3 separate regions of the Homo sapiens genome follow, and all the other regions are linked to region 1. A link is a loop called in an ENCODE intact Hi-C map of the cell type or tissue named here. Cell type or tissue: dorsolateral prefrontal cortex. All regions are shown on one strand. Links, peaks and the distances in the headings refer to the core of each region. The heading gives the core; the rest is flanking DNA.

The links. Peaks named below come from ENCODE experiments on the same cell type or tissue, not always from the same donor. Only the 100,000 strongest peaks of a DNase experiment are listed, where the experiment ranks them.
Region 2: a loop joins it to region 1, with 4 times the contacts of the local background. A loop is called at or near these places in 2 of 110 quality-filtered maps.
Region 3: a loop joins it to region 1, with 7 times the contacts of the local background. A loop is called at or near these places in 7 of 110 quality-filtered maps.

What each region holds. Positions count from the first base shown.
Region 1 is chr9:78,436,926-78,442,961 of GRCh38, forward strand. All of the region lies in intron 2 of LOC107987083 (a long non-coding RNA gene), which reads left to right. Among named protein-coding and RNA genes, the nearest start is that of PSAT1, 140 kb to the left of the region's middle. RefSeq lists an enhancer at 363-3,979. In dorsolateral prefrontal cortex, for the core only: CTCF peaks have their summits at 2,714 (motif pointing right) and 2,915; DNase peaks (open chromatin) are centred at 1,506, 2,001 and 2,746; H3K4me3 peaks cover 1,357 bases; H3K27ac peaks cover 1,202 bases.
Region 2 is chr9:79,254,300-79,260,335 of GRCh38, forward strand. No RefSeq gene overlaps it. Among named protein-coding and RNA genes, the nearest start is that of LNCARSR, 310 kb to the right of the region's middle. RefSeq lists an enhancer at 1,408-3,010. In dorsolateral prefrontal cortex, for the core only: no CTCF peak of the experiment used is centred there; a DNase peak (open chromatin) is centred at 2,593; H3K4me3 peaks cover 1,902 bases; H3K27ac peaks cover 556 bases; H3K27me3 peaks cover 1,110 bases.
Region 3 is chr9:78,369,458-78,375,493 of GRCh38, forward strand. The region is part of intron 1 of LOC107987083 (a long non-coding RNA gene); the gene reads left to right. Among named protein-coding and RNA genes, the nearest start is that of PSAT1, 75 kb to the left of the region's middle. In dorsolateral prefrontal cortex, for the core only: no CTCF peak of the experiment used is centred there; no DNase peak of the experiment used is centred there; H3K27me3 peaks cover 1,606 bases.

The DNA of each region.
Region 1 (6,036 bases), core at 1,434-3,933:
CTGTAGCTGGAGGTTAAGTACATCCTTGAGGATGTCCCAGAGAGTTGATGGCTATGCCTTGGAATGGTCCTGATTCACAGCCCTTTGGCTTTAACTAGGTTTGTAGAAGCTCCTGTCCCAGGCATTCACCTCCCTCGGGATAAGAATCATCAGTCACCAGGGAGAAAATGGATATCTTGAAGCTGTGGGCTCTTAACTCCTTTAAAGCCGCAGGACAAATGATTTAACTGAACACTTGTCATGCAGGGAGGAACAGTAATCTTAGAAAAGGGAAGAAAAGTCTTCAAAATTCAGAATCTGGGGAAATTGCAGAGAAGGCAGCTTTATTCTTCTTGGGTGTGTGTCCATTGTGGAAGGAGTAGGGAGGCACAACCACAAATCTTGGATGGCCCTGGCATACCGAGGGCAGGTTTCCCTTGACAGCACTTTATTTCCAGAATTGTAACAAGGCCCAGTGTTGAAAAGGGGAAGAAAAGTGTGGCAGTCAACAATAATTATGGTCATCTGATAATCATCAGTTATGGATGTGGGGAAGGGAGAATTCTGAAATCCTTTAACTAACTAAAAGTAAAACATCACCTCTGTCTAGACCGGGATTTCTCAATTTCAGTAGTGTTGACATTTTGGGCCAGACAATTCTTTGTGGTGAGGGCTATTCTGTGCATTGTAGGATGTTATGCAGCATCCCTGGCCTCTGCATCCTGGATGCCAGCAGCACCTCCCCAGTAGTGACAACTAAAAATGTCCCCAGACATTGCCAAGTGTCCCCTGAGGAACAGAGTTGCCCCTGGCTGAGAACTGCTCACCTAGACTTAGGCAGGGGCATTGGGTGCAGTCAGGATTGTTTTACTTCATGTCCTCTCTGGCTGATGAAATCAATAGAGTTAACACTAATAGTGGTTTATTCTTGGTCACTGGGATAGCACGGCATGTGCTGTTCTATTTTGAGAGAACAATTTTCCTGTGTTTTATGTAATAAGGGCCTTGTGATGCATGGATTCTGGGCATCCCAACATATAAGTGTGCCTGTAAGGCAAAGAAACTAAAAACAAGGCACGCTCTGATTGCCAAGGAGGGGCCATGTTTTCTTTCGCGTCTCTCTCCTGGACCCATGCAATAATTAGTCAAAGTAAAATGAATATTAGCTCATGCTTAACTGCCTTTACCGCGCACTTGCCAGCGCTGACCCAGTAGTGCTAAACCAATTATTTTTTGAACTTTATGGCTTTAAATAATCCTTTGCTCTAAAATTCCCTATACCCCTCAGCTACTTAACCACAGGCCCCTCTGCCCTAAATCCTTTTCTTATACTTTGTAGCTTTTTAAGCAAGGAACCTCTTTAAGAAGACATAATCCCTTCTCTGTAGAAAACATGAAAGACCTTGAACAAATCAAGATTTCTCCATGGAGAATTCAGCTAATCCTGTGCTTAGCTCCTAACAAGGAAATCCATCTCTCCACCAAGCACGCCATTACCCGGACTAATGCCTGACTTGAATAACAAGCAAATTATTGTGCTTTTAATTGTACCCTGCTCGGTCACAAAGCACATCTGAGACAGGAATGTGCCGAGCTCTTCCAGGAGAAACAGGTCATGCTTCTAATCCTCCTTTTCTGTCGCCTTCCCCTCCCCCCTTTCAATCCTTTTTCTTCCCAGCGGCACACACAAAAAAAATTAAAAAAGACAGCTAAATTATGTTTAAAATGGAAGAGTCTAAAAGAAAAAAGGTGGTAAATACTGACTTGGGAGAGGATGAATTATCTAGTCTCTGCAGTGTGGCTCATTTGAGGACAATCAATGTTATCATAACCCCATTACTGCAGGGCAATCTTTGTTACCCTAAACCAGGCTTCCTCAACCTCAGCAGGATTGACATTTTGGGCTGAATAATTCTTTGCGGTGGGGGGACTTTCCCGGGCATTGGACAATATTTATTGGCCTCCCAAGTTGTGACAACCTAAAATGTACCAAGACATTTCCAAATGTCTCCGGGGAGGAGGCGGGGGGGGCAAAATCGCCCGTGGTAGAGAACTATTGACCGAATCCCACCCATACTGCGATGTATTTGTTCCCCCACTGCTATCCTTCCTGTTCACAAACCCCAGGCAAATCATGGTTCTCGTTGTAAACCAGGGAGAGACAAATGTGTTGTTTCTGTAAGTAGAATGAGTGGAAAGAAAAAAGACATGAAAGCATATGTTGTTAGGGGGTGGAGAATGAGCACCCCCTCAGCACCCAGTATTAGGATTTGGGGGGGCTCTGACTTCCATTGGGAAGTGGCTGTGCCCCTGGGTGTGAGCAAGCCAGCTTTTGAACGCCTGTATTTCACGCACTTCAGAAATAGGCTTGCTATGGTGAGACACGGGTGATGATGATGGAGAGGCTGCTGAGATAAAGGAGCCACTTGCCTGGAGGTACTGACACTCTCAGTCCTCTGTTTAGACTTGAGCGCGGGAGAACTGCCCCACCTCACTCAGACCATGCCAACAGTCCTGTTTTGGACCAGAAAATCAGTACCGAGGCGAGCTACCCAGAAAAGAGACGTTATGCAAGCCTTGAATTGCACTTTCATTACAGCTATTGAGGCAAACATTTCCTCGCTCCCGGAGATTGAAAGAATCCACCCTATTTTTAGTAACTTACTAGAAACATAATTGCTTGTCCTCACTGACCAGAAGAAAACGCAGGGAACGAACACGTTGCAGTTATCCCCGGTGTCCACTAGATGGCGGTGTACGTCTTCCTGAGAAGCCCGGCCTGGCTGCCGCTCGCAACAACTCCTTGGGTTAAGGAAGACAAGTGCCACTCGTCCTTTGGGAGACAGCCGGGTCCTCTCATTGTTGGCACAAACAGCTCCAAACAATTGCACTGACCACACAGCTCTAAGCCACATTCCAGGGCGCTGCCGTCTGCTCAGGAGTGAATGCTGGGAAAATGAACCAAGCTGCTAATTTGCTTGATTGGGGGAAAAATAAGATCTCCAGTAACAATGGGCGTAATTTATTTTTCCAACAAGAATAGGGGCAATGCCATTTCATCCCCCCTCCCAATTGCTACCATAAATGAAAGCAATCACCTAATTAGTCCTGAATTACTAACTGGCAGGGTAATGGATCTGCTGAAAATTAAGCTGAAGTGGAGAATTTGGAGAGGGGGATGTGATTTCGTGGGCAGGAGGGGTGGGAAGGGAAGGGAGGTGAAGGCGTGGAGCCCATTGTAGGGCCCTGGGCCCCTGCGGTCTGGGGGTTATGCTGGCCCTGACCCTAGGAGAACAAGGGGCTCAGTGAGTCTCTGGGCCATTCATTTTGTGCAGGAGAATGACTTTCTAAACCCTAAACCGAGGAAAAAGCATCTGCTGGGGAAGACATGCCCCTGAGTTCCTTTTAAAGTGTTACAGATGTAGATGAATTGGCTTAGGAAAGAGAACACAGCCCTGTGGGGCCTGGCCACCCCGCTGATGGGGCCGGACAGGCGGACCCCACAGGGAGACTCTTGAATGCCTTCTCTCCTGAAACACAATGAGGGAAATTACAGCAAATCTGAGACTGAGTTTGGATTTTAGTGCTTAAGAAATACCCAAAGGGAATGAAATAAATGCCTAGTTACAGATTTTGTGTTTTTGCATGCATCCTTAGTCTTCGCCCCTTCCTCAATGGAAATAATGAAGCATCCCCACACCCTGTGGCAGGCCCTCTCCTGGAGAAAAGCAGAACAATAGGAGAGTAGGTAAGGGCTGAGATCTTCCACACAAAGGCTCCACAAATTGAAGGACTAATTTATTTGTTCAGAGATGCCTTCTTGTTTTTTAGTTAGATATCACTTTAATTGAAATACTTTACTAATGCGATTTATCACAACTGTAAACTGTCAGTTTCCACAGCTGTTGCCTTTTTCAAGCAATCTGGCAAATGTGTGTGGGTAAAAACACAAAGAAGGTTGAGGAGGAGTGGGCTCAGGCTGTCTCTTCCCCACTCAGCTGGTCCACAGGCCCCTCACCTCCGCCAAAAACATATGCTCTTCTTCCTTAGAGGGACCCACTTCAATTCTAGCGCACATCTGTTGTCTTGGCTTCTAAACATCCATCCCCCCTCTCCTTGGAGGAGTACCTGGTTTTCTTTTGGGGACCTATCCTTTTCCCCATATCAGCCCATGTGGCTTAGATGAGGTGACCCTACTTTCCTGCTGTGGGGTGGGTGCGTATCCCAGCTCTGGCCTAAAGGTACCCTCTTCCGCCTCTCTTGGCTGTGTTGATTGGCTCTTAAGAGTTGCCAGAATTAGCAAAACATCAACAGCAAAAACAAACCAAAATACTCAGTTAAATTTCAGATAAGCAACTATGATTTTTTTTTACTACTATTATGTTTATTACTATTATTAATGTCTTTTGCATGGAGAATACTTATATTAAAAACAATGTATTGTTTATCTGAAATTCAAATTTAGAGAGGCATCCTGTATTTTATCTGGCAACGCCATTGGTTCCAAGAAAGGGACGTGACCAAAAGTGGTCAATTCATATTCAGCTCAGGACTTTTATTGGAGTTTTGGGGAAAGAAGTATTTAAAAAGAAATCTGTTGGGGTTGCTAAACTGGTAGGTTATGTGCTTACAACTGTTGGTGATGATCTTTGCTACTTTGTGGGAACAGCTGCCTGAAATGGGAGCCAAGGCCACAAAGATCAGACCTGTTTCATTGGAGCAGGTGGATCCAGCTGTTCCTGAAGCTGGCCCTGTGGTTGGTGGAGATCAGGGTCCCAATGGCCAGGTGGGATCACAATTTTCTACCTCTTGAGCCTGGAAAGTAGAAACATCAGCACCAGAATATGCCCACTGAGCACTGGCTTCTATTTAATCAAAAGAGTGGTAAATGGATATTGAGCAGCAAAAATAACTGATGTCCAGTACACCCTATATTGTTTTCTAATTGTTTTGTCACATGTAACATCAGCCCTTTTACGAGACAGCGTGGTTGTGAGAGGTGACAACGAGGGGCGGCCCTCGTTCGCTCTCAGCACCTCTTCGGCCTCGGCGTCCGCTCTGGCCATGCTCGAGGAGCCCTTCAGCCCGCCACTGCGCTGTGGGGGCCCCTCTCCGGGCTGGTCGAGGCCGGGAGCCAGCTCCCTCTGGTTGCGGGAAGGTGTGGAGGGAGAGGTGCGGGCGGGAACCGGGGCTGCGCGCGGTGCTAGCAGGCCAGCGCGAGTTCCGAGTGGGTGTGGGCTCTGTGGGCCCCGCACTGGGAGCGGCTGGCCGGCCGGCGCCACCGCCCCGGGGCAGTGAGAGGCTTAGCACCTGGGCCAGCAGCTGCGAGAGTGCGCCGGGTTCCCCAGCAGTGCCGGCCCACTGGTGCTGCGCTCAAATTCTCGCCAGCCCTCAGCTGCCTCCCCGCGGGGCAGGGCTTGGGACCTGCAGCCCCCATGCCCTAGCCTCCCCACCCCCAACGTGGGCTCCTGCGCAGCCTGAGCCTCCCCGAGGAGCGCCACCGCCTGCTCTGTGGCACCCAGTCCCATTGACTGCCCAAGGGCTGAGGAGTGCGGGTGCATGGCGTGGGACTGGCGGGCAGCTCTGTCGGCACCCCGATGCCAGATCCACTAGATGAAGCCAGCAGAGCTCCTGAGTCTAGTGGGGACTTGGAGAACCTTTATGTCTAGCTAAGGGATTGTAAATACACCAATCAGCACTCTGTGTCTAGCTCAAGGTTTGTAAATGCACCAATCAGCATTCCGTATCTAGCTAATCTGGTGGGGACTTGGAGAACTTTTGTGTCTAGCTCAGGGACTGTAAACGCACCACTCAGCACCCTGTCAAAACGGACCAATCAGCTCTCTGTAAAACAGACCGATCAGCTCTCTGTAAAATGGACCAATCAGCAGGATGTGGGTGGGACCAGATAAGGGAATAAAAGCAGGCTGCCTGAAGCAGCACTGGCAACCTGCTCGGGTTACCTTCCACCGTGTGGAAGCTTAGTTGTTTTGCTGTTTGCAATAAATGTTGCTGCTGCTCACTCTTTGGGTCCGCACTGTCTTTATGAGTTGTAAC
Region 2 (6,036 bases), core at 1,232-3,731, 820 kb after region 1:
TACTTGTTCAAATTCTTCCTCTCCAGATAGACTAATCTAGTATTTCTCATCCTGAGTGTAACATAGAACTACCAAATTTAGAAGCTCTGGGGTAGGCCCTAAACATCAGTATTAAAAACAAACAAAAATGTGTTTGTGATTTTAATGTGCATTCATTGCTTAGATCCACTGATCTGAAGTGCAAATAATTGGGTAAAGAAATGTGGTAGCAATTCTGAGGAAGGAAATCATTACGTATCCTCAAAGAATATTAAAACTGAATACAGAAGAAAGCTTATATTTCCTTGTCTATAAAATAGAGGATAATAATAATATTTACCTCTCAGGGTTGTATGAAAGTAAATAAAAGAGCATTTCATGTGCAAGAACCTATCACAATATCCCAAACATGGTAAGCACCTGATAAAGAGTGGATACAGCTATACAATTTTGTTATAATTTTGTATCTATATATTTACATATAAAATAGTTATATAATAACTTATATAATAGTTATTAATTATTGCCTTGTTAGTAAGCCTAATAATAATGGTACAGTGACTAGTACTACTATCTTAAATATATTTAATGCTTTATTGATTGCCAAGGACTTTCTCATGCACCTTTTCACTTGATTCCAACAACAATATGTGAGGAATGCAGAACAAGTATTCTTCCTTTTTTTTTTTCTTTTCAATGAGGAAGCAAACTCAAATGAAGGTGCTTCTCCATGACTGCACAGCTGACAAATGACAGAAATGGGCTGGAACCCAGAAGCCCTGCTCCCTAACCCTAATCTCACTCTTAGACCCGTACCGCCTCCTACTGGCTTTGTAAGAGCTGGATTCAGAGTGTGGCCTTAAAGTAATTAAGCTCCTTCCATCAGCCACCTGTGAACATGTGTGGCATTATTTTACTGTCACCCTTCAAATCCACATAAATGCTGAAGTCCCTACAATTCCACAGTTCCTTAGTTCAAGCTCTTTCTGTTCTGTTTAGGAAGCATCTCTTCCCTTCGAACAGATGGCAGACAATTTGCTCAGGTTTAAACACTGACTCAGACTTAGTGATAAAACCGGCAGCTGCGTTCCTGATTCTCAAATCCAAATCCCACTTGCTTGGTCAACTTAATGTAAACTAGCAAAGGACATGCACTCTGAACCAAGCGTAGACACAGCAGAGACACTGTCTCGAGAGCCAGCACTGAAATACATACACACATACACCTTCAGCTGCAAAGATCAAATTCCCGCTTTGAAGAAATTATTTTTGTCCTTTTGGGCCATGGGGTCTAGGCAGAACAGTTAAAGAGGAAAAATGTCTCCTTACTGAGACAGGGGGGAGGAAAAGAAGATGCTGAGGGCTTTTCCTGCAGCACCGCTGCTTGTTGTTATTAATACAATTAACCTTTCACTGTTACTAATAACCAAGGTCATTTCCCTTGAAATCTTCAGGTCGGTTTCCCACTTGCTTTGAATGTGTGTGCTCACACAATTGTTTTCATATCCTTCTCTCTGTCTCTTTTTCTCTCTCTCTCTCATCAGGAGCCTTTCAGGGTCTTGCCTGTAATCTGTAATTCCTGTTCACACGACTGTGGGCGTTTTAGGACGTCCCTGGGCAGTTATGAAACTACTGACCGGTGGAGCCTTTCTTGCAGATGGATTTCATTCAGGACTTGTGCTATTATATTAATGGGTTTAATTTAAACAGGACTAGCCTCGCTGGCCAAATTACTGCCATTTAAATCAATTGGTTTAGGGGGAAAGGCAGCCTGACCAGAGCTATTAGACTTCAATTTATTACTGTATCGGCTTTTAAACTGGGCAAAGCAAGTTTGCTAATGTCTGTCCTCTATCCTTTGAGCTTGAGTACAAAACACAGTAATGAGAGTCTTTCGAGTTTTTTTTTTTTTAAAAAGGGGAGGCGGGAGAAAAAGAAGAAAAAGAAAAAAAAAACATATTCATTTAAGTCAATGTTTTATGAGCCAAGACCAGGTAGCCCTCCAAAGAATGCAAACCATAGGATCCTGTGGGTGCCGTTCATGTCCCTTCATTAAATTGAGATTCAAATAATCTAACAGATGTATTAGTTTAAAAAGACTTTATACTTGGATTTTCCCCCTTATAAAAAATAAGCGCTGCTTTTTTTTTTCACACATTTCAACCTGATTCAAATAGAAAAGCAAAAGGGAAGAAAATGCTTTAGATGTGCTCTTTTGATTTTTTCCAATCTCGCCTGAATAAAATGGAATGAGAGATCAAGAACACTCAATTAATTGCAACATTGGGTGTCACTAGGAGAGGGAGGGAGAGATGAAGGGAGCATTAGGGATGCACAACCCTTAACAAATGCATAGATTCAAAGAAGGAAGAAGAAGGGGAATAAAAAAGCGTGTCTGTATTTTATTGCACTCGGTAAGCTTTTCGCTTGTATTTATAGCTGCAATTATATCTCAATGAGGTTTGTCTACAGTGTTGGCTTCACGCTAATTTTCCCCCTCACTGCATTCTTGGAATAGGCTCGGACTGTTTATGAACCAGACATATTGACCTCATTTACAGCTAGCAGTTTAAATCCATAATTTTTCCACCCACAATCCCTCTTTGACATTCCGGCGGTGCGGCCGGCTCAGCGAGACTGAACTAAAAGTCTCACACTTCATTGAACACCATTATGCGGCTTTATGCTTATAAGCCTGTTTCCCTCGGCTGCCTTTCAGCTTTGCTGGAGATCGGTTTGGCCACAGGCCGGCAGTGATTAACTGGAAGAATCCAATAAATCACCCTGTCAGCCAGCAGGCTCTCCTCACTATGTCTACACATCGACATTTGGATTTGCACCTCTCTCTCTCTTTCTTTCTCTCTCTCTTTTGATTTTCTATCCCTCTTTCTCTCTCCGCCCCACTTTCTACAGAGCCATTAAAACACCTCTTTACCTTCACACAAGGTGAACTTGAATCGCTATTGTGAGTATGGCTCACTCCCACCAGCCCTCTGGGAGATAAACCCCTTTGATTTGTGGAGTTTTCCCCTGCCCTCGCCTTTCCTCTCTCCTCCTCCAATTAATTCACCCCTTCACTCTTAGGGCCTCACGGATCAGGCTGCCACGCAGGGGAAAAGACAGGCAGAGCGGGTGGGAGTGTGGCCAGGAGGCAGGTGCTGAAGAGGAAATCCCACGGATTCCTGTCAACTCCCGTCTCCTTCCGAGAGCCCCGCAGCCCCGGGAGAGAAAGGAACTGAGAACTGGGTTCTGCTTCCCCGGACGCCGAGCAACCTGGCTTTTCTATGAGAATGCTAGACTGGGATCAGTTCCTTCCTAGGGGGTGCACATACGTGTGTTCACAACTGAACGTCTGTGCCCACGTTTAGGAACGTTTGTGAGACTGTTCCAGACTCTGCTTGCAAGGAGAAGGAGGTGCAGCTACCGATTTATGAGTAAAGGGACGGTTCCCTGGTGTGGGCACTGTTGGTGGGGGCTGGGGTCAGGGTGGTCCCAGCAGATTCCCCACAGCTCGGGCTTCCTACTTTCCTACTTCTCACAGGCTGTTTGTGAAACAGCCTGTTCTTCGACTTGCCTGGTAATTTCCCGACCCTCTCTCTTTCGTATTCTCCCCATGGCCGTAGTCTTTTGTCTGGGATTATTTCTGCTCTGTGAGCACAAGCATTTGTTTGATGTCTCAGACATCAGATATACTGTATACTCTCCGAGTGGCTGAAGAAAGCAGGATTTTTGCTTTTGAAAACTCCACCGGCAAGAATGAGAAAAAGCAGTCTGAACTGCAGACACAAAGGATGGGAGAGATAGGAAGGAACAGCACCAGGCAGGCGTGATCAGGGGCCTCTCCCTCCCTGCAACGCACTGCGGGGACAGCGGTTCCTCTTGGCCTGGGGCTGTGCTGCGTGGACATGTAACAGCAGTAAACTGCCTGCAAGCCAGAAAGGAAATCGATACAGCCGCGAAGGGGTGGCCTGCCTTTGTCGATACGCTTCCAGTTTGTGCTGGCTGAGAGGGAGCCCTCCTTATGACAGTAACGCCTCTGTATCCACGCCTCCACCTCCCGACTGATCCTCGGTATAGGTTTCTTACTAAATTTTTGGGTCTTGTAAACTGCCTTCTGTCTTTTGTAAGTTGGCTACATAGTTAGACAGAGAATTAGATAATGGATCTACAGAGAGAAACCAGGAAGGAAACCCTAAGTATCTTGTCCATGGTACCTGGTCAGTATAGCCAAGTACCTGGCACAAAGTAGGAATTTAAAACATATTATTTCTTTTTAGAGTCCTTGTTATGAACTGAATGTTCGTGTATTCCCAAAAACTCCTATGTTGAAATTCTTACCCCTAAGGTGATGGTTTTAGGAGGTGAGACCTTTGAGGGGGGTGATTAAGTCATGAGGGTGGAGCCCTCATGAATGGGATTAGTGCCTTGATGAAAGGGACCCCAGAGAGTGCCTGTTCTTCTTACACCATGTAAGGACACAATAAGAAGTTGACAGTCTGTAATCCAGAAGAGGGCCCTCTCCAGAACCCAGCTATGCTAACACCCTCATCTCAGCCTTCCAGCCTCCAGAAATGTGAGAAATAAATTTCTGTTGTTTATGTGCCATTGAGCCTACAGTGCTTTGTTATAGCAGCCCGAACTGACTAAGACCCTCCTATACAGATAGATTGATATAAAAGCCACTTGGAAGACTTAGATGTGACCCTTGGACACATGATAACCCTCAGTCAATTTTCCTTGCCAGACTGGTACCAGGAGGTCCTCTGCTCCCCCTTTGTATCTCCAACTCTCACGCTTTGTTCATTTCACCCTGATGCACCACCATGGATGAGGTCGCAAATCTTAAGCAAATATTCAGATCACTGTCGAGGAGCTGTAACTCAATTGGATCAGTTCCTGCTCTGCCAACATCCCAGTGCATTTGCATGGGGGTTTGTTGAAGCTAGTCACGAAAAGCATGTAGGGTTCATACTGTTCCCCATTTCTGAAGATGACAAAAGTGAAGGAATACCCCTGATAATACTTGGGTTGAGAACATTTCTTGTGTGCCTACTAGGTTCCCAGTGTGGATCCTTATATCAAAATATGAAGATTGCCCATAAATTGTAAGCATAAGGCAAGGAAACAGGGTTCATAAGCTACCCAGCTATTGCTATAATTGTAAAGAGGTGGAGTTGGGGGGTTGCTCTTTCAAAAAATAACTGTCAAACATAGAAACTTACATGATACTCACATAGCCTCATTGTTAACAGCATTTAAGGCACATCTGTCTTCAAAAGACATTTTAGTTATTGCACAAAAGCAAGGAACCTCAGCATGACTCAGTTTCTCTGTTTGTAATAGAAGAATAGTAAAAATCTTTGCCACCTTCTTGTGGTGTATGACTCTTTTGAGAAAGAATCATCTATGCAAAATGCTTTGTGCGCCTCAGAGACAAGGTAATATTGAAATTTGTGTCAGCATCATCATTAAATCTTTCCTTCCGGGGACTTAATATTTTTCAATATTGTCTCATTGATTCTAGCAGCATCATAAACAAGAATAGCGTAGCAGCAAGATAGTTCCCACACAAGGCAGAACTGGATTTTCTTTCTGCCTCAAACTAGCTCTGAACTAAACTCAAGAAAGCGCTCATGAGTCTCTGTTCTTTCACCTGCAAAATGAGACAGCTGAACTAATTGATGCCCAAGGTTTACTCTGTAATACTAAGTTCAACAATAGAAAAAAAGTGCCTGTTTCTCATGCTATAATTTTGCACAGTCACTTCCTCTGGAGTCTATTTTCATCTGCGTTTTATAAATGTGCTCTCCTTGGTCCTCTTTGGCCTCTCTGTTAACTTCAGGCTCCTTCTGTGTCTCTTTTTCCTCCTTCTGCCTGGTAGCATCGGCACTGTCCAGAGTCCCGTCCTTGGCCTCATCCTCTTCTCTGTCTAAACTCTGACTCTGTAGCTTCATCCATGATTTCAGTTTTGATTATCATCTCTGTGTAGAAGGCTATCCGGTTTCTTTCTCTAGTCTTGACCACCTTCTCAAAATCCATACCCATCATTCCAACTGC
Region 3 (6,036 bases), core at 2,243-4,742, 67 kb before region 1:
GCTAGGTGAAAGAGGATGCAAATTTTAACAGCAGATTATGGGAGGGGCGATTGGGAGCATAGCATGGGATTGATCTGTCCCTGGTATTTTTCTTCCTGACCCATCTCCACTGGATTCATGTTGAAAAACCGTTTTCATTTATGGCTGAGGGGTTGTAAGTAAAAACTGGGGGAGCTATTTTTCTAAAAAAAAAAAAAATCCTCAGTAATATATTGTAGCACAAATATTACTTGGGAGTAATAGCTCAGAAGAGGAATGAGGAGTTTCTGCCTATTACGCCAAGTAAACCATCCTGTAACTTTAGCCAAGCTGGGGTCCCAGGTCTGGGAGTGTGTGATGAAGTCGTGCAGACACAGCGCCACCCAGTGGCTGTCTGGTGAGGACGGGATTGTTTGCAGGGATGAGTGCAAAATCCCTGGGAACTCCTAGAGATGCCGGAGAGGGCATTTTACTGGAGGCTGAGGTCCTGCTTGAGCAGCAGGGAAGATTGGAGCCAGTGACATTTGGGTTATTGATGAAGTGACTTCATATGTAGCCATAGGCTTGTGCCTGAGGCAACTCAGGTTACTGTTGCTTTTGAATGCATTTGCATTTTATGTCTCACACAGTATCTACGTCTATTGGAACAAAATAGTGGCACTGTATGGGAGCGAGTTCTTCCTTGCTCTCTAGGCAGTGCTTATATGACTTCAGAGACCTCTGCCATAACTCTGTGGTCCATAAATTGGGAACGACTGAGATGGGATATTGAAAAGCTGAGTGCAAATGAAATCATTAACTCAATGTCAGGGGGAGCATGCTTTTGAAAGGAATCCTACAGTGAATTCTCATCATGCTGAAGGAACTCCCTGTCGCTCATACTCAAGATCCTAGAATGCCTCCCCGATGTAACAAATCAACTTCACAGGCAGCTTGTTATCCTTTCTTCCACTTGAAGGTCCCACCCTATAAGAGCTCTATTTCCTACAGCTCTGGATTAGGACAGGTGCGGTCTGTCATTGCTATCGGGCCAACTCTATGCTTATTTCTGCTTCTCTTAGTTTCTGTTTTTCTACCTCTGTGAAATGCCGCCTGTGACCCTTTAGTAACTCAAAGCCTACCATATTTCCATGCCCTTGTTAAAGTCCTTCTTAAGGCTCCCAGAAGTCCTCTCAGCCAACTTGGTCCGAAGTGACCTTTCCTTCTGCAAACTCCTCATTCTTTGACCTTTGGTATCATAAGTTTGGCATGTTACTTGTCTTCTCAGCTAGACTCTAAATTCTCTGAAGTCAGTGATGTTTAATGTCATCATAGCTCCTTGAAGCAAGGTGCTAGACACAAAAGAGTGAAATAGTATTTAACTTATTGTGTAACAAAGAATAGCAAACCTGAGTGATTTTTCTGGTAAACTTGGCTCTTCATCTATTGGATCTGCTGCAAGTACATTTTAAAAATCTTTATTGTCTCTCTCTTTAATCCACCCATTCATTCATATATACGAAGTGCTATTTACATGCCAGGCACATCCCTATTTGGCAGAGAGTGGAGAAAAAACCTTGATATTTTTATAACTGTGACAAATGGGCAGCCTGTGCTCTGTGGACAGGGAGGGCCCTGACGACCCACCAGCAGTGGCTTTGAAGATGTCTGTTTCTCCAGTTGCGTTTGTCCTCTATGTTCTTACCTGTGCCCTGTAGATCTGCGTTAAATGCTTGTAAGAGGCTGGACAAAGCTATGGGGCATGGACTTTCACTACTTTCACTTTCAATGGAGATGTGTTCCTGTGAAAAGCTTGCCCATCGCTGTAGAAAATCGAGCCAGTTGCTCATAAAAGCTGAGCTAGTCTGCCTGGAAGAGGGATTGAAAACCCAGACCACCTTGATTGTGTGTCTATATTCTCGCCCTAGAGCACTGCTTGGGAAGTATCTGTTGAACGAGTGGTGTTCATACTTCTATTGGTGGCGACCATGCTTACTCCGCTTTTGGTTGACTTTTTCTACGTGAACAATATTTTGCTAGCCTCTGGGTTAAGAGTAGTTATTTAATGCACACAGACCAATAGGCAACCGCTAAATGGTAGAAGTTTAGGGGATGTACTATCTTGGGAGGATTTATACCAATTACTCAACTGCCTGAATACCAAGTTCCTTCCTATTAGCTTTATAATAAGATAAACTAGTTCTCACATTTATCCCAAGAAGACAGGCTTATCCATATCATCTATATTTTAGCAGGCAGTACCAAACTTCAAGCCTCCAACACATTTTAAATCTTGCCATGTTGTATATTTTAAGTATCATTAAAAAGCCACTTTCTTACTTTAAAAATATGTGTGCAATATATTTTATGAAACCTATAGCAAGTCTATGAAAAATTGATTATTTTTTCCATAGGGATATGTTCAAATGATTTTCATTCTGCTCACCAAATGAAAAATCTAGCTCACATTATGTCCTTTATCTTATTTACTCCCTCTCCTGTGTATATAATCACCATGTTCCCAAACAAAGAGAAATGGGTTACTGTGTTTGGGTAGCCAAATAATTTCCTGTATTGGGCAAAGGAGTTGATGCAGATCTAAACTAGGAAGCATGCATTTCCCTTTCAGATGCCTTATTTTCCTATTCTGTACCCTCTTCCGGCCAACTCTACGTGGGCTGGGTCAGAGTATGCGATGGGGGTGCTGTAGTGAGTGGCAGGCAACTGTGGCTGCTGGTGGAGCGAACACATGATGGAAACATCAGTCACTGCAGGACTCCAGGAAGATGCAAGGAGCTTCACAGACAAAGATAAGAATTGTTCTGTGCTTTAGTCAGGATTATTTCTTAAAAACGTGTGCCAGGGCACAGTGGCTCATGCCTGTAATCCCAGCACTTTGGAAAGCCGGGGCAGGCAGATTGCTTGAGGCCAGGAGTTTGAGACCCGCATGGGCAACATGGTGAAACCCCAACTCTACTAAAATTACAAAAATTAGTGCGGTGATGCCCTGTAATCCCAGCTACTTGGGAGGCTGAGGCAGGAGAATCGCTTGAACCTGGGAGGCAGGTTGCAGTGAGCCGAGTTTGCACCATTGCACTCCAGCCTGGGCAACAAAATGAGACTCTGTGTTCCCATTTACCTTCTGTGGTGCTCCTTCCTACAGGCTGATCATGGCTGAGGTTGTCTTCCCTAGTATCCACTTTCTCCCTGTTCCTTGGGGTCAGAACCATGGCAGGAGGTATCACCAACAGCTCCTCTGTACCTGAGTCTCTTCCCAACTGTTCCCCACCAACTCTTCCATCCGAGAGTCCCGGGTACTTGTAAAACCCTCAGGACAGACAGAGGGTAGGGGAATTGGGCAGCTTGTCAGAGTGACAGTGAGATGAAGATCAAGTCTCACCCATAGCTAAGGTAGGAATCAAAAGAGCCTTTGGAGCTGGGGTACCAGTTGAGTGCACCACCTTTGTTTCACAAATGAGGATGAGACAGGCAATGAACAGAGGCTCAAGAGACAGTTGTGATAATTTCTGAGTACAGGGGAATAGGAGAGTCTAGGGAAATGGGATTTAGCAGGCAACGGGAGCAGGAAATTGGACATCGTGATGTCTGGCGTGCCAGTGCCTGACCCAGTAAGCCGAAGAGTGGAGTCAGATGTGACTGGAGTGGAGGATTCAGGGGGTCACTTAAGCTGGGGCCACATTGTGGAAGATCTCAAGAACCATGATGGGGAGTTATAAATGATCTATGCATGGAGGGGCCCCGCGGGTTTTTGAGATTGAGATTTTTGAAGGCATGATCTGATCTGAGGCTTTGGAATCACCATAAAAAGAATTTAGAGGTTGTCCTGTGTTGTGGTTTTAAACGTGTACTCTGAGGAACCGCCTTAGGGGCTGCTCTTGTGGAGGTGGTGAAAGGATCTGGGAAAAGCCAAGAGGCTAGGATCTTGGGCCCCTGCTTGCGCTAAATCAGGCAGCCCTGCCCCTGTTTTTCTTATCGAGCTGCCAGGTAAAATTTCTTCTTTTTCTTGTGATAAAGAACATAGAAGGTAAAATTTACCATCTTAACCACTTTTAGTTGTACAGTTCAGTAAAGCATATTCACATTGCTGTGAAACAGATCTCTAGAACTATTCCACTTGCAAAACAAACTCTATACCCTTTGAATAACCACTCCCCGTTCGACCCTTCCATCCCAAACCCCTGGTAAACCACCTTCCTCTTTTGTGTTTTTATGAATTTGGTCGGTCATGTAAGATTTATTTTGAAAAACAGTGCTAGAGCTGAGATGGTTGGAAAGCCATTGATCGATCATCCTACCCCGCTTTCTCCTGGCTTTGACAAAGAGAAGGCTGAGGTCCCGGAAGCCAAAGTGGCCACCTTGTGATGAAGACGTCATGCACACAGATACTTAAACCAGGGTGCCAGGAATCTAGGTTCTGTGTCTACAGTTTTGTAGACTAGGTTCTGCTGCTGTGTGTGTGATAGTCGTCAAGCAGCCGATTTAACTTGGTGCCTCGGTTTTCTTATCTGTTAAAGGATGTGACAGTAACAGCATCTCCCTGATAGACTTGTTGTGAGGATTAAGCCAGGTAATGTAAATAAAGCACTTTCAACCGGGCCTGGCACTTATATAAGTGTTTGCTGTTATTAAGTGACTTCCTGGCACAGCATGGCTCCTTATGAAGAAAGCTGTTCCTATGGACCTATAACCAGTGCCTGTGCTGCATGCTCTGTCTCCTGAGTCTTTCACCTAACACTGAATAGATGGCTTTGACTCAACCTGCCTGCCTTCTACATAGCCCTGTTTCTCATCTGGGGCATGCCACTGATGTCAAAGGATGCTCCATCAAGACCTTAATTTTCAAGGGGAAAGTGGTAGAGGACACATCACATAGCACAGGAGGAATGGACATCCTGTGACATTAATCTGAAAAGTAGTTATGGAACGCTTTAGATAAGGCAGTGGCTTAGGTGCTGAGGATACTGAATGAACAGACCAGGCAAAAGTCCCACTGTCATAGAGCCTGCATTCTAGCAGGGCAAAGCTTTGCAATGCAGACCTTTCAATAAATGAAATGCTTTTCTTGGACTCGTATGCCCCAGGAAGATGAAAAGTTTGCATAAAAATGCTCAGATTTGGAAATGGAACACTTTAGACTTATTGCTATAGTGCCTCTGAAAAGTGGTTTGTAAAAATAGATACTAAAAATGATGCAGACATACTGGTGCTCTTAGGTTGAGACAATTTTTCAGGTACAAAGTTTCCAAATCGATTTATCTCAAGTTCTGATTCAAGGGTTGTGTATATAGTACAGTTTGTCATCTTTAGAACTTGGTGAGGACAGCATTAGGCTTGTTTTACTTGTGCTTCAATCAGATGTCAGGAGGAATGTGGGATTCCACCTGCCGATGCCTCTCCGGGGCTTCATCCTTTCCTCCTCAATATGAGCAGATGACATTCAGATACCCAGCAGCAGAAGCAGAGACGGTGTGGGGACTAGTTTTGTTGGGGAAGAAAATAGGAATTGCCATTAGACTAGGATGAACTGAAGCTCACCTGTCACAGGGTGGGGACTATTCTGTGAGGAAAGAAAGAAAAGAATGGTCACACAGAGCACTCAGCTGCTTGTGAGTCCCCTATGCCATGTGCACTGCAGCCATTGCTATAAAGCACAGCACTTCCTTCCTTGGATCCTACAAATGCTTCATTTGTAGACACTTCCCAACACCGTGCTTCCAGGTGCCACTGCCAGTCAAGGCTGGTGGGTGATGTGCATCTCATGGACCATCAGGAGCTACTGGTGGCCATTAAAGTCATTAGACACATGGGAGCTATGACTCAGAGACCCATACAGCCTATCATTACCCCCACTTCTTTCTCATGAAGTCTCCCCTATTTTGTTGAGGTAGGGGTGGAGATCCCTTGACCTTAGGGAATAAGGGCTCTTTTTCAGCCCTAGGGGATGGCTTAGGGAGGTCTAGGCCAGTTGTAGTAGTCCCATTTCCTTTTGCCAGCCTTTTGTGCAGCTCTAAGTGGCTACATGACACTGGCTGCTGAGTCCCTTGGCAGTTTCTGGGA